Regions from separate parts of the Homo sapiens genome. Here region 1 is linked to region 2. Evidence: chromatin contacts called from ENCODE Hi-C or POLR2A ChIA-PET data. All regions are on one chromosome and are shown on one strand. The core of a region is the stretch at or near the end of the contact, and the rest is flanking DNA. Distances in the headings are between cores, read along the strand shown. Region 1 holds the start of TMEM266 (transmembrane protein 266). Region 2 overlaps NRG4 (neuregulin 4).

What was found. Hi-C counts contacts between places; a loop is a spot of excess contacts on that map. ChIA-PET counts read pairs that join two places held with the same protein, here RNA polymerase II (POLR2A).
Region 1: a map of Caco-2 shows a loop between it and region 2 (2.3-fold over the local background). The contact joins the promoter of TMEM266 here to the enhancer-like site in region 2. A Hi-C loop is called at or near these places in 1 of 168 maps with a recorded cell type or tissue (Caco-2). POLR2A ChIA-PET finds 5 or more read pairs at or near these places in 5 of 52 experiments (A549, BJ, Caco-2 and 2 more).

Annotation. Positions count from the first base shown.
Region 1 is chr15:76,057,554-76,063,302 of GRCh38, reverse strand. TMEM266 (transmembrane protein 266) reads right to left here and starts at 3,318. Exons shown (of 11, transcript NM_152335.5): 1 at 3,287-3,318. It also overlaps a transcript of NRG4 not described here. RefSeq lists a silencer at 4,276-4,325.
Region 2 is chr15:75,963,163-75,969,224 of GRCh38, reverse strand. The region is part of intron 3 of NRG4 (neuregulin 4); the gene reads left to right. Among named protein-coding and RNA genes, the nearest start is that of NRG4, 46 kb to the left of the region's middle. Within about 2 kb of position 4,089, at least 3 of the 41 ENCODE cell types and tissues checked have a DNase peak (open chromatin) inside an H3K27ac peak, as active enhancers do.

The DNA of each region.
Region 1 (5,749 bases), core at 2,069-4,568, 95 kb before region 2:
GCTCTGCCCCTTAGGTCATATACCTTGGGCTCCCCCACTTCTTATCATATAAACAGTTGACCACAAAGGGTGGTCACTGCAATATGAGATGTGAAACTTCCTATCACAGGACACAGCACACGACAGCCATAGTAAGAAACAGAGACTGATGAAAATCAAGTATTTCAAAGTAATCTGTGAACTTTTGTGATTCAAGACTGTCGACAACTGAATAAAAATCTCATTTTAAAGAATACTAAATTAAGAAATACTTTAAGAAAAAACACATTTCATAATGAAGTAGCTTACAAGGTCGATCAAGGAAAAACAAATATCCCAGTTTTAGTGCCTTATTCAACAATGTACTAAAATATTCATTATAATCAGTCACCACAGACATGTGAGTTTCATAGCTTGGAAAACTTTTCCCCCACTCTCCCAAAAACTCTCGTGAAGGGAATAAAAACAAATAATGCTTAAGCATTAATAGTTTCCCATATGACTTTCCCAGTTTAAATATATGTTTTAAGAGAAAAAAAAAGTAGTCCAGAAACACTTTTATATTTCCTGAATTGGCCTTTGCACGATAAAGCCTTCTCAGCTCTGCATTAAATGAAATCCTGCTTGAATGGAAGACAGCAGACTAGTCCGTTTCTCAAACTCTTCAATCATGAGATTCCCAACTGAAGAAGATAGTGATGCTCCCCACAGGAAAACTCATTTCCTCCCCAGAAATCAAGTAACACCTCTTGCTTTCTGCTTCTTGCCCAGTAACATCAGGACTCATCTTGAGTTTATCTGATCATAGACTGGAAATCCCCAAGACAGAAAGATCCTGTCTCAGCATTTCTGTAAACACCAGGGAATGTGCTCCTCCTAAACTGAGTGTTTCCCACGAGGCAAGAATACTATGTACAAACCGCTATACTGTTTCAAAAGAACAGTGTAATGAAAAAGGTAACATCATGTTGCTCTAAAACCAATCACATTGACCAAGGCAAAAACAGAGCTTATAAAATTAAAAGAGATAGTCTTATATTTCCTACTTAATATTATTCATCAATTTATAATTAAAAGCTGTTATTTGCATGGGATATACTTTCCAAATAATTCCTTCTATTCACCTATACCTTTCTCACCACTATCTCAACTATGTGACCTGAGTAGAAAAGCTATTAGCCCCACTGGGTGAATTTTCACTGATGCAACTACAGCAATTTCTAAGTCCATGAGAACTGCTAGGAATGTTTAACAAAATCCAATACCTGCATTATAATAATGCACTTTAAAAAAATGATTAAATACACATCCATAGCTGAATGCAGAGATTCCAAGAACTTTGAATGCATAATTGCTACAATCATAGAGAGACTGGATTACGAGCCACGGCTGGTACGGATGGATTCCTTCCTCCCATTAAGGCACTCACAGGCAAGTGTGATAGACAATGTTGCTCTGATGACTGGCAGTGAGACCAGAAGATAGTGTGAAGGGCAGCAAGGAGGGTAGGGTGGGATGCGATAATGGAAAATGGGAGTGATTCATTCTACTTAATGCATATACGTTTTATGGGTTTAAATCTGGAGGGAAACAACTTTTTAAACTCAACTCCTTGTGTGTGAGAATTAAATGGAAGCACATCTTGGACCCCACTTTTTATAGGTTTAGTGCCACCTCAAAAAATTCCATACTGATCCATTCTGAAACAACTGCTTTTCTTACTGGAAAGCCACAAAGTTGGTGCAGAATCTATGAAATGGAAAATTAGACCCAAGCCAACATGCTCATGCATAAGCTTGATTTTAATGAAAAGGTACACGGAGCAGCCGCACCTGGAGGAAAAGCCCCCTCAGGGCTCCCCACCTCCAGTATCCCCATGTGCTTGAGTTTGCATCCTTACCCTGTCCCTGACTGTGTGACCTTGGGCAAGTTAGTTAACCTTTCTAAGTCCTGGCTTGTTCATCTTCAACATGGACATAGCAGGTTTGCTGTGAGGACTAAATGAGCTCATACACAAATAGTTTTAGCTCAGTACCTGGTACATATGAACATTTAAGAAACATGTCCTTCTCGTGATTAGATGTGACACTCTGACCATTTTAGAAGCAATTACGGTTCAGCTATCATATCCCAACATCTTGTGATAACCATTTTCATTTTTTGCTTCTAGCTCTTACTATTCTTTTCATCACAATATTTTAGGGTGGAGGTATTTGGGGGAGGAGGTAAGCAGTTATATACATCCCATTTTCCCACTGTTGTTCAAAGCAAGGTGAAAAGCCAGGGAAATAAACACATGCACTGAAGAGAAATTCAGTCTTTAGGATATGATGTGATAGGTGTATGGAATATAAACAAATCATATAATTTCAACCTCTCACATATAGGGCATCAAATCATAGGTAGGTCTTATTTTAAAAGAAAAGCCAAGCAGCATTAAAGAGGATAGAGGGAACCCATATGGGCCTATTGCTAGCTCAGTATTGGTGACTGTGAAACAGGGATGGGTGAGCTAGATTACGGGGGTGTTTCATGGGGTCTGACTTCCAACAGGTGGCTAGCTTTAGTCATGTTCAGATGCAAAACCGTAATGAGTTTGAGTATGCAAGTCCCAGGGATTCTGTTGAAGGCCATCTTTTCTCGGCCATCAAGGGAGACAATTTTCTAGGTTTAAGCCTCCCTGGCAAGTTAGCAAGCAGGGAACTGCCTGCCCTAGCTTGCACCTGTCCCCTGAAGGGGATTCTGGCCTGACGGTGAAGACCCACCATCCCTTCCAGACAGCCCATTCTGCCGCTGGGGCACCTCCCGACAAACGGGGGAAGCCCACTAGGAAGTGGTCACGACCAACCAAGCCACAAATCCTCAGGGTGTGGGATTTCCACCTCTATACCACGTCTGAAAACCGAAAATAGGCGCCCGCTTGCCATACTGCAATGGGATTCCCCCCAGCAGCAACCCCCCCCTCCAGCTTGCATGTTTTATTAATAAATGCAAGATGGCACACGGAGGCAAAGAATGGGAGGTAAGGCATCTGCAGCTGGACCCGAACCAGGGCAGTTTGCAAAAATAAATAAGAAGCATGTGACAAGAAGCAGGTCTCCAGGCTGGAGCTGAAGCCCTGGGCTGCCCCACGCACCCTCGCCTGGCTCCCCCGGCCAGGGGGATGAAGGTCAGCGGCAAGATCCCAGCCCTTCCGAGCACGCATCCTGCAAACCTTGACCGGTCCCCCCACCCCCCGCCCCGACCACAAGACTCGGGCAGTGAGGCAGGGGAAGCTCTGGCCGCGGCCGGCTGCGAGGACACATACCTGCTGCCCGGGCTCGGGATTCGCTCGGCTCTGCAGCGGCGCCGGCCGCGGCTCGCGCTCCCGGGGCTCCCCTCTCCGCCCCCCCGCCCCCTCGCGGCCCCGCCGCTCCCTCCGCCCCTCCGCCCACCGCGCTCGGGGGCGCGCGCGAGGCCTCGCGCCGGCGGCTTGGCCGAGCCCGCGCCTGCGCCCTCGCCTCCCGCCGGCCGCGCGCGCGCGCCCCCGAGGCTGCGGAACGGCGGCGCGGCTGTCTAGGAAACCGCGGCGTCGGCTGGCAGGGGCTGGCGGCCTGAGCTGGGCAGGGGGCGGAGGCGGGGGCTCGGCTGTCTCCGGGGCTGCCACGCAGAGCGGGCTTCGTGGCGTGGGTGAGGGGGTCGCGGGGCAGGGTCGGGGCCTGAGTGCGAGCGTGTGGAGAGGCGAGGGGGCCGCGAAGGGTGGGTTTGACGGGGACGCAGGCGGGGCGCAGAAGCAACAAGTGCGGAGGCCGAGGGCGTCGCTCGGGGAAGCGGAGGACCCCCGCGGGATTTCGTACAGCTGAGAATGGGAACCTCCCGTCGCTTTGGCGCAGCGCTTTGCAGTTTCCAGAGCTCTTTCCCAGTTGCTCCGTTTCATCCGCGCGGGGCGCCCGGTGAGGGAGCGGATGGCACGCAGTGCCCGCTGCGCTTGGAGGCCACCGAGGGGAAAACACCTCTTTCTGTGTGGCCGGAGTCATAGCACGGTCAGAGTGCCTTGACTCTCAGTTGGCTGCCTGGGAGAAAAATACCTGTCAGTACATTCATTTGATGGCCTCAGCTCAGGACCCTTGTAGGACCGTGTTTCTCCTCTTTTTCCGTTTTTCGTTATCTGACTCTTAAAAAGGCTTTTTACACGTCCCCATCTCCTTTCCCCGTGAAATCCCAGTACCGCAGATACACTGTCGACCTGCTTATGTGCTGTATGTGTTATCCGTGCTTGATGCATAAAAAGTAACATTGCGCCCCTTGGAGGCAGCATCGCCCCGGTGGAGAAGCCTGTCCTAGGGCCATGATTGCCAGTTACCGGGTGGGTTAAACGGAACCACTGAGCAATCTGGATGCACCCACAGATATTCTCTGTGGTTAAAAAAAAAGTCCTCACCCATAATGGGTACTACTCTAATTAATGTTTGCAAGGGCTGCTGTGAATACGGCCATTTAAGCAGCTTCTGGATTCATAGTAGCTTATTATCGTTTGTCTTCTCCACCAATTCTTGCTAAAAATATAGCCATTTTCCTATAGGGTGTTGCGATTTTTATCTTAAAATATTTGAAAAGATGGGAAACCCTTGTTTCTAGGACACGGAGTTTCAGAATGGCTTTTGGCTCTGCAGATAGGTTTGATTTCTGATTCTTGTACCTCTTCTAAAGTGTTTTTATTTGATTAGGTCCAGTTGGCCTCCCAGGAATGTCCTTTGTCTTTTCTTCCTGCCGTAGCTTTTTTAGTATGGATAAAATGAAAATGGTAGAGTTGAAGGACTTCAAAACCACCTCTTGGAATTGCCCCACGGTCTTGGACTACCTTCCCTGGATTATACGGGAATATCTATACAGGGAGTATCTACTTTTGGCAAACTGAGAAAAAAATGTAAAATTTCTTCAGATCCTCCTTCGCCTTTCAGCATTTCCTACTCATCTCTAATCTCTAATGGTGGAATTTCAGAGGAAGAAACACTTGGAGATGATACTTGTGGAAGCTACCTGGGTTGCCAAAGGATTTTTCTACATTTCTAGACGGAAGAAATGTGGACTAGAATAGAGAAAGTGGAGATGGGTTAAGAAAAATTAATGGAGGATGCACGGGAGGGGAGCTATAGTTTTCTGACAGTCAGTGACAGCATTTTAACTAGGTACACTTTCTTTAGAAAAAGCTTTGGCATAGCTTGCCCAGATTGTTATCCACTCCATTTTCCACCTTAGTAGAACTCTACTTAAGATTTGATTGAAACTATTGAGAAGCATCCAGTTATAACGCTAATTAACTCTCAGAGTACGACAAGTATTTTGAAACTTGCTGAGAGAAATTTGAAGACCACTTCAAATTTCTACCAGGAATCTTTGTATCCTAATAAAATTTTTTTGAATTCGGGTTCATGCGACTTCAAGGGAACATTTTTTTCTACAATGGCTATTTATAGTATAATAGCCATTGTAGAAAATATTTATATTTATAAATATTTATATTATGTATTTATAATATAATAGCCATTGTATTGAAAATTACATGCTAATAAAGTTTACGTGTGTCTTAAGTGTTCTGGGTTTTGTCCTTTTCTGAGTAATCCGAGTTAATGGAAATTGTAGGTGCAACCATTTCATGTTGTAGTGTGAAGTCAAAAATCCCAAAACATGTATAATTTGTCAACTCTATGCTGCCCCCTGGTGATGTCTTACTTCACAGCACCTCCCCAAACTAAAATCTCCCTTCGATAAATTTTTTAGGGTATTGAAA
Region 2 (6,062 bases), core at 2,840-5,339:
GAAGTGAACTGATGCTGGCTTCTCTTTGTCTTATTCCAAGTTGGGCATGAGATTTTCCCTGCATTAGAAGGTTGTTGAGACCTGAAGCCTGGGAAGGTAAGATGCCAGCATGAATACTGTCTGTTGAGAACTGTGGTTTAATTGAGTGTCTGGTGATTTAAGAGTGTAAGTCTTTCCAGCTGTTCCTGGTTTATGGTCTTGAACCCTTGAAGTTTTACCAAAACATGGACAGTGAAACACTTCTACAATGGAAAGGCCCATTAACATATTATTTATAATATTTAAACATAATTGTATATTTATTGAAATTGTTACTTAAAGGAAAAATGGACACATAGCAATTTCTATGTATAGATACTTTGTATATACAAGTCTATATGTATCATAAAATAATAAACTAAGAAAAACATATATGTACTTTTTGTTTGTAGTTTTACTTTTTCTTCTGATTTTTTAATAGACTTTTATTTACTTATTTTTGTCTGCTTTGAGACAGGGGTCTTGCTATGTTGCCCAGGCTGGTCTCAAACTCCTGGCCTCAAGCCATCTACCCACCTCAACCTCCCAAGTAACTGAGATTACGCACTCAGCTGCATGCCACTGCACCCAGCACTAGACTTTTTTTTTTTTTTTTTTTTTAGATGGAGTTTCGCTCTATCGCCAAGGCTGGAGTGCAGTGGCACAGTCTTGGCTCACTGCAACCTCTGCCTCCTGGGTTCAAATGATCTCCTCCCTCAGCCTCCTGAGTAGCTGGAATTACAGGCACCCACCACCATGCCCAGCTAATTTTTGTATTTTTAGTAGAGACGGGGTTTCACCACGTTGGCCAGGATGGTCTCGAACTCCTGACCTGACGTGATCCGCCCACCTCAGCCTCCCAAAGTGCTGGGATTACAGGCGTGAGCCACCACACCCAGCCTTAGACTTTATTTTTTAGATCAGTTTTAGATTTCCTCCCTGATCGTTTTTTGAGGCCAGCAAAGTAAGGAGAGTAAAGACTCGATTTTGTTAATATGGAGAAAGAAGACAACATTAAGAAAATCAACAAATTATAAAGTTTTGTCTCAGTACTCTCATGACCCAACCAGCATTCTATGGGTGTTTTTCCCAAAAAGTCTCCATTGGAAAAGACTAGCGAATGCACACACTCAGTAATGAGGGTCATGTTTTTACACTACTGTTGCTTACTCTCACCATTTGTTCGACATGCTTCTTCATTCACTGTGCCTTAGCTAGTTTTAGTAAATAAAATGTTTCAAATTTTCAATGACTTACTTAAGCTAAGAAATTATAGTCCTTCACAATGAAATTATAAACAATATCCTTCCTAGTGACAAATATGGATTATTCTCTATGAAGACTTATTTATACACAACATGTAGTTCATTTAGATACAACTTGTAGTTCATTTCAGCATATAAATTATCTGGGTAACAGTCAATCTTAAAAGAATCAGATTTTGCGGCCAGGCACGTTGGCTCACACCTGTAATCCCAGCACTTTGGGATGCCGAGGTGGGCAGATCACTTGAGGTCAGGAGTTCGAGACCCACCTGGCCAACATGGTGAAACCCCGTCTCTACTAAAAATACAAAAATTAGCTGGGTGTGGTGGTGCACACCTGTGGTCCCAGCTACTCAGGAGGCTGAAGCAGGAGAATCTCTTGAACTCAGAAGGCAGAGGTTGCAGTGAGCTGAGATCACACCATTCCACTCCAGCCTGAGCAACAAAAGCAAGACTCCATCTCAAAAAAAAAAAAAAAAAAAAAATCTAAGATTTTGCTTCATAACTGGACTTAAATTTACTAATACATTTGATGTACTAATAATGATCAGTTTTTAATGGTGCTAATGTCATATAAATGTGACGTTAAACAACAAAAATTTTGTGAGATTGAATGTTAGCTAAATATCTCTACATATTATTAAGAATCTAATAGAGGCTTTAATGAAGTTACATTTATAGCACTAGCTAATAAAAGATGCAAAGGTCACAAGCTAGTCTTCTCTCACTGTTTCTCGGCCTATAAAAATCTAGTAGGGGTTTCATAGGATTTTGGCAACATTTGTTTGTTGTTATATGGCTGTAGACTTTTTTTTTTTTTTTTTTTTTTGAGACGGAGTCTTGCTCTGTTGCCAGGCTGGAGTGCAGCGGCGCGATCTCAGCTCACTGCAACTTCCGCCTCCCGGATTCAAGCAATTCCCTGCCTCAGCCTCCCGGGTAGCTGGGATTACAGGCGCCTACCACCACGCCTGGCTAATTTTTGTATTTTCAGTAGAGATGGGGTTTCACCATCTTGGCCAGGCTGGTCTTGAACTCCTGACCTTGTGATCCACCCACCTTGGCCTCCCACATTGCTGGAATTACAGGTGTGAGCCACCGCGCCCAGCTGACTTATTAAAGGGATCCAAGCCCATGTTGTTTTCTTGAACATTTCTAATAGTTTCATTTTTGATTTGTTTTTTCCATTTTTCATGAGTTGCAAATTGAACTTTGATTGACACAGAGTATCAGGTGGAAGCCAGATTTGACGTATGCCAGTATTAGACTTTCTCTTTCCAGGATAGACCAGCCCAAGTGAAGTGGCACTGACATTGCATCTCCCTTTGGTTAGCGAAGTCTTTTATAATATTGTAAACATGGGGTTTTTTTCTGAGAAATAATGATAGCACATTTATTGATCACCATGCTCTTAACCTTTTCTAGTTATAATTTTTCTTAGTTATTTTATTCCTTGTAAACACACTTGTATAGTGTGTTTCAGTGTTCAAAGCACTCTAGACATTCTTACTTGATTCTGACAATAGCCCTATGTAGTTAAAGCATGTGATGTTATTTTGATTTCACAGTCTTAAGTGACTTGCCCAAGATCACATAGCCAACAAGCATGGAAATAGGGTGAAGAAACCAGTTTTTTCCAGTTCACAGTCCAGTAATGTTTCTTGAAGCTAAATGGTGCTCTGTTTGTTTACATGACTAAAAACTGAGTTATTTTATTCATGTGAAAGGTCTCCTATGTTGTAACAACTTCCTTGAATGCCACAGAATCGAATGAATGTATTTCATGTCAATGTACTAAACGTAGCTTCTGTGTTTGGGAGCAGATAATTGGTGGTATTCAGCCAGAAAACCAATTTGTATAACTTAGATTCTGAATTTCAGAATTTCTCACCTAGTGGAGTATTTGTACCTGTTCCAGCATCCATCTTCAATTCCAGGAAAACATGGGTGATCCTTTATTGCTTGGTATTCACCTCATTAGGTGGCACAACTGTTTGCTAAAACAGTTTGTGCAGAAGTAAGGTCCAGAAGTAATTTAGCAAGAGAGTTACTTACATAAAGACTGAGAGCTACGTAGTTCTGGGTAAATGCTGGTGCAACATGACCTCTTTGTGTTTTGTATAAATGCTGTGCTAGTACTACCAGTTGTCTATATCCACTTAATCCACCCTTACTTTTGAAGGAGTCGATTAATTCTGTTTGCCTGAAATTTGATAATTGTATCATCAATGAAGTCATAACATTTTCATAAATGAGCTAGAGCTTTAAAAGTAGAATCCTTGTACACAGTCATTGGTAGGCAGTGTTTACTTTTTTGTTTGGTAAATATCTGAAATTTTAAAATTCATTTTTAGGTTAGCCAGTCCTACTTCCTGGATAGTAATGTAATATTTAAATTTGTCTTTGCCTTTCCCTAGGTTCTGTTTTGACCTAACAATGATAAGATTGTTTATCCTTTGAATTTGCTTAAAATTACCATCAGGTTTCTACTTTCCCACAAGAGCATGTGATTGCTTTATCCCAGCTGTAAGATAATAGAACAACCTAGTGTTGCTTGGTTTACTTTGTATGCCTTTTTCTATTTGCATAAACCCTGATCTGATTACAAACTTGTATTTACACCATTCCCTTGACTCCTTCCAACTCAAAGTATTTATTGTCCAGTTAAAACATTTATGGTCATATAAGCTGGCTTATCTTTTTTTCTTTGATTTTTTTTTGAGTCAGAGTCTCACCCTGTCGCCCAAGCTGGAGTGCAGTGGCCCGATCTCGGCTCACTGCAAGCTCCGCCTCCCGGGTTCACGCCATTCTCCTGCCTCAGCCTGCAAGTAGCTGGGACTGCAGGCGCCCGCCACCATGCCCAGCTAATTTTTTTGTATTTTTAGTAAAGACAGGGTTTCACCATGTTAGCTAGGATGGTCTCGATCTCCTGACCTCATGATCCACCCGCCTCGGCCTCCCAAACTGCTGGGATTACAGGCGGGAGGCACTGCGTCCGGCCTCTTTTTTTCTTTTTTTTATTTGGAATAGCCTCTCACTCTGTTGCTCTAGCTGGAGTGCAGTGGTGCAATCAGGGCTCACTATGCCTTGACCTGGGCTCAAGTGATTCTCCCACCTCAGCCTCCTGAGTAGTTGTGACTACAGGCGTGGGCCACCAGCCAGCTAATTTTTGTTATTTTTTGTAGAGACGGTGTCTCTACCATGTTGCCCAGGCTGGTCTCAAACTCCTGGGCTCAAGCCATCCTCCTGCCTCAGCCTCGCAAAGTGCTGGGATTACAGGCATGAGCCACTGTGCCCGGCCTGAATTTCAATCTTACTTAAACTCAAACAGCCTTAAGAAATCTGAGTAATGAGTTTATAGCTTTTAAAAGAGATCTTCCTTATCAAAAATAATTATACTATCTCGTTTCAGGATTACTTATCAATGGTTCTGGTTATTTTTTCTAGAATGGAAACTGAACCCTATCTTTAACATTATTTAAAAACTTGAGAGTTATTTTAAAAGTATGACAGGAATTGCTCTCACAGCTAAAATTTTTCCTTAAAAAACCTTTAGCAGTCACAAATAATTGTTACCTACTTAATTCTATTTAAAAAAACAGGAATGATAGAAGGGTTTTATTTTATTTTTGTTATTTTAAAGATACTTTTGAAAACCGTTTAGCACCCAGTTTCTTTTACTCTGTGGAATGCTGCCCCTTTCCTTCTGTGTTTATTTTGTAATGGCACATGGATAGATTGTGATGGTGGTCTCTATGTCAACTTTCTATTGGTGCGTGTGTGTGTGTGTGTTTATGTGTGTTTATTCCATTTCCCTTTTGGGAAGCAGGAATTGGAGCTGGAAGAGAAAGAAACAAATTATTTTCATCTAATCTTTTTTCTCCTCAGCTTATTTAACTGACTTAAACTATGGAAAAATTGGTAATTTATATTTAAAATTTATAAATTGTGTTTCCCACCATATATATTTTTTATTTACATATATATGTATATATATTTTTTGAGACAGGGTCTTGCTCTGTCACCTAGGCTGGACTGCAGTGGCATGATCATAGCTCACTGCAACCTCAAAGTCCTAGGCTTAAGCGATCTTCCCACCTCAGCCTCCAGAGTAGCTGGGACTACGGGTACAACCATGCTTGGCTAATTTTTTTTTTTTTTTTTTTTGAGATGGAGTCTTGCTCTGTTGCCAGGCTGGATGTGCAGTGGCACGATCTCAGCTCACTGCAACCTCCGCCTCCCAGGTTCAAGCAATTCTCTTGCCTCAGCCTCCTGAGTAGCTGTGACTACAGGCGTGCACCACCACACCCAGATAATTTTTGTATTTTTAGTAGAGATGGGGTTTCACCATGTTGGCCAGGATGGTCTCAATATCTTGACCTCGTGATCTGCCCGCCTCGGCCTCCCAAAGTGCTGGGATTACAAGCGTGAGCCACCATGCCCGGCCTAATTTTTTAATTTTTTGTAAAGACAAGGTCTCACTGTATTGCCCAGATAGATCTTGAACTCCTGGCCCCAAGTGATCCTCTCTCCTCAGCCTCCCAAAGTGCTGGGAGTAGAGGCGTGAGTCACTGTGCCTGGCCCTCCAAAATATTTTTACTTTCATTTAAGTTTGCTACCGATATCCTATCCTTACTTTCCCTATGTCCCCTTAATCTTATCTTTATGGTAGTTTAGGAGAATCTAGACTGCCGCTTTGCTTAACTGATACCGCCCCGGGAAGCTATCACCAATCACATCACTGCCTCACATTGAGTAGGACTTGAAGTTCATGAAACATCT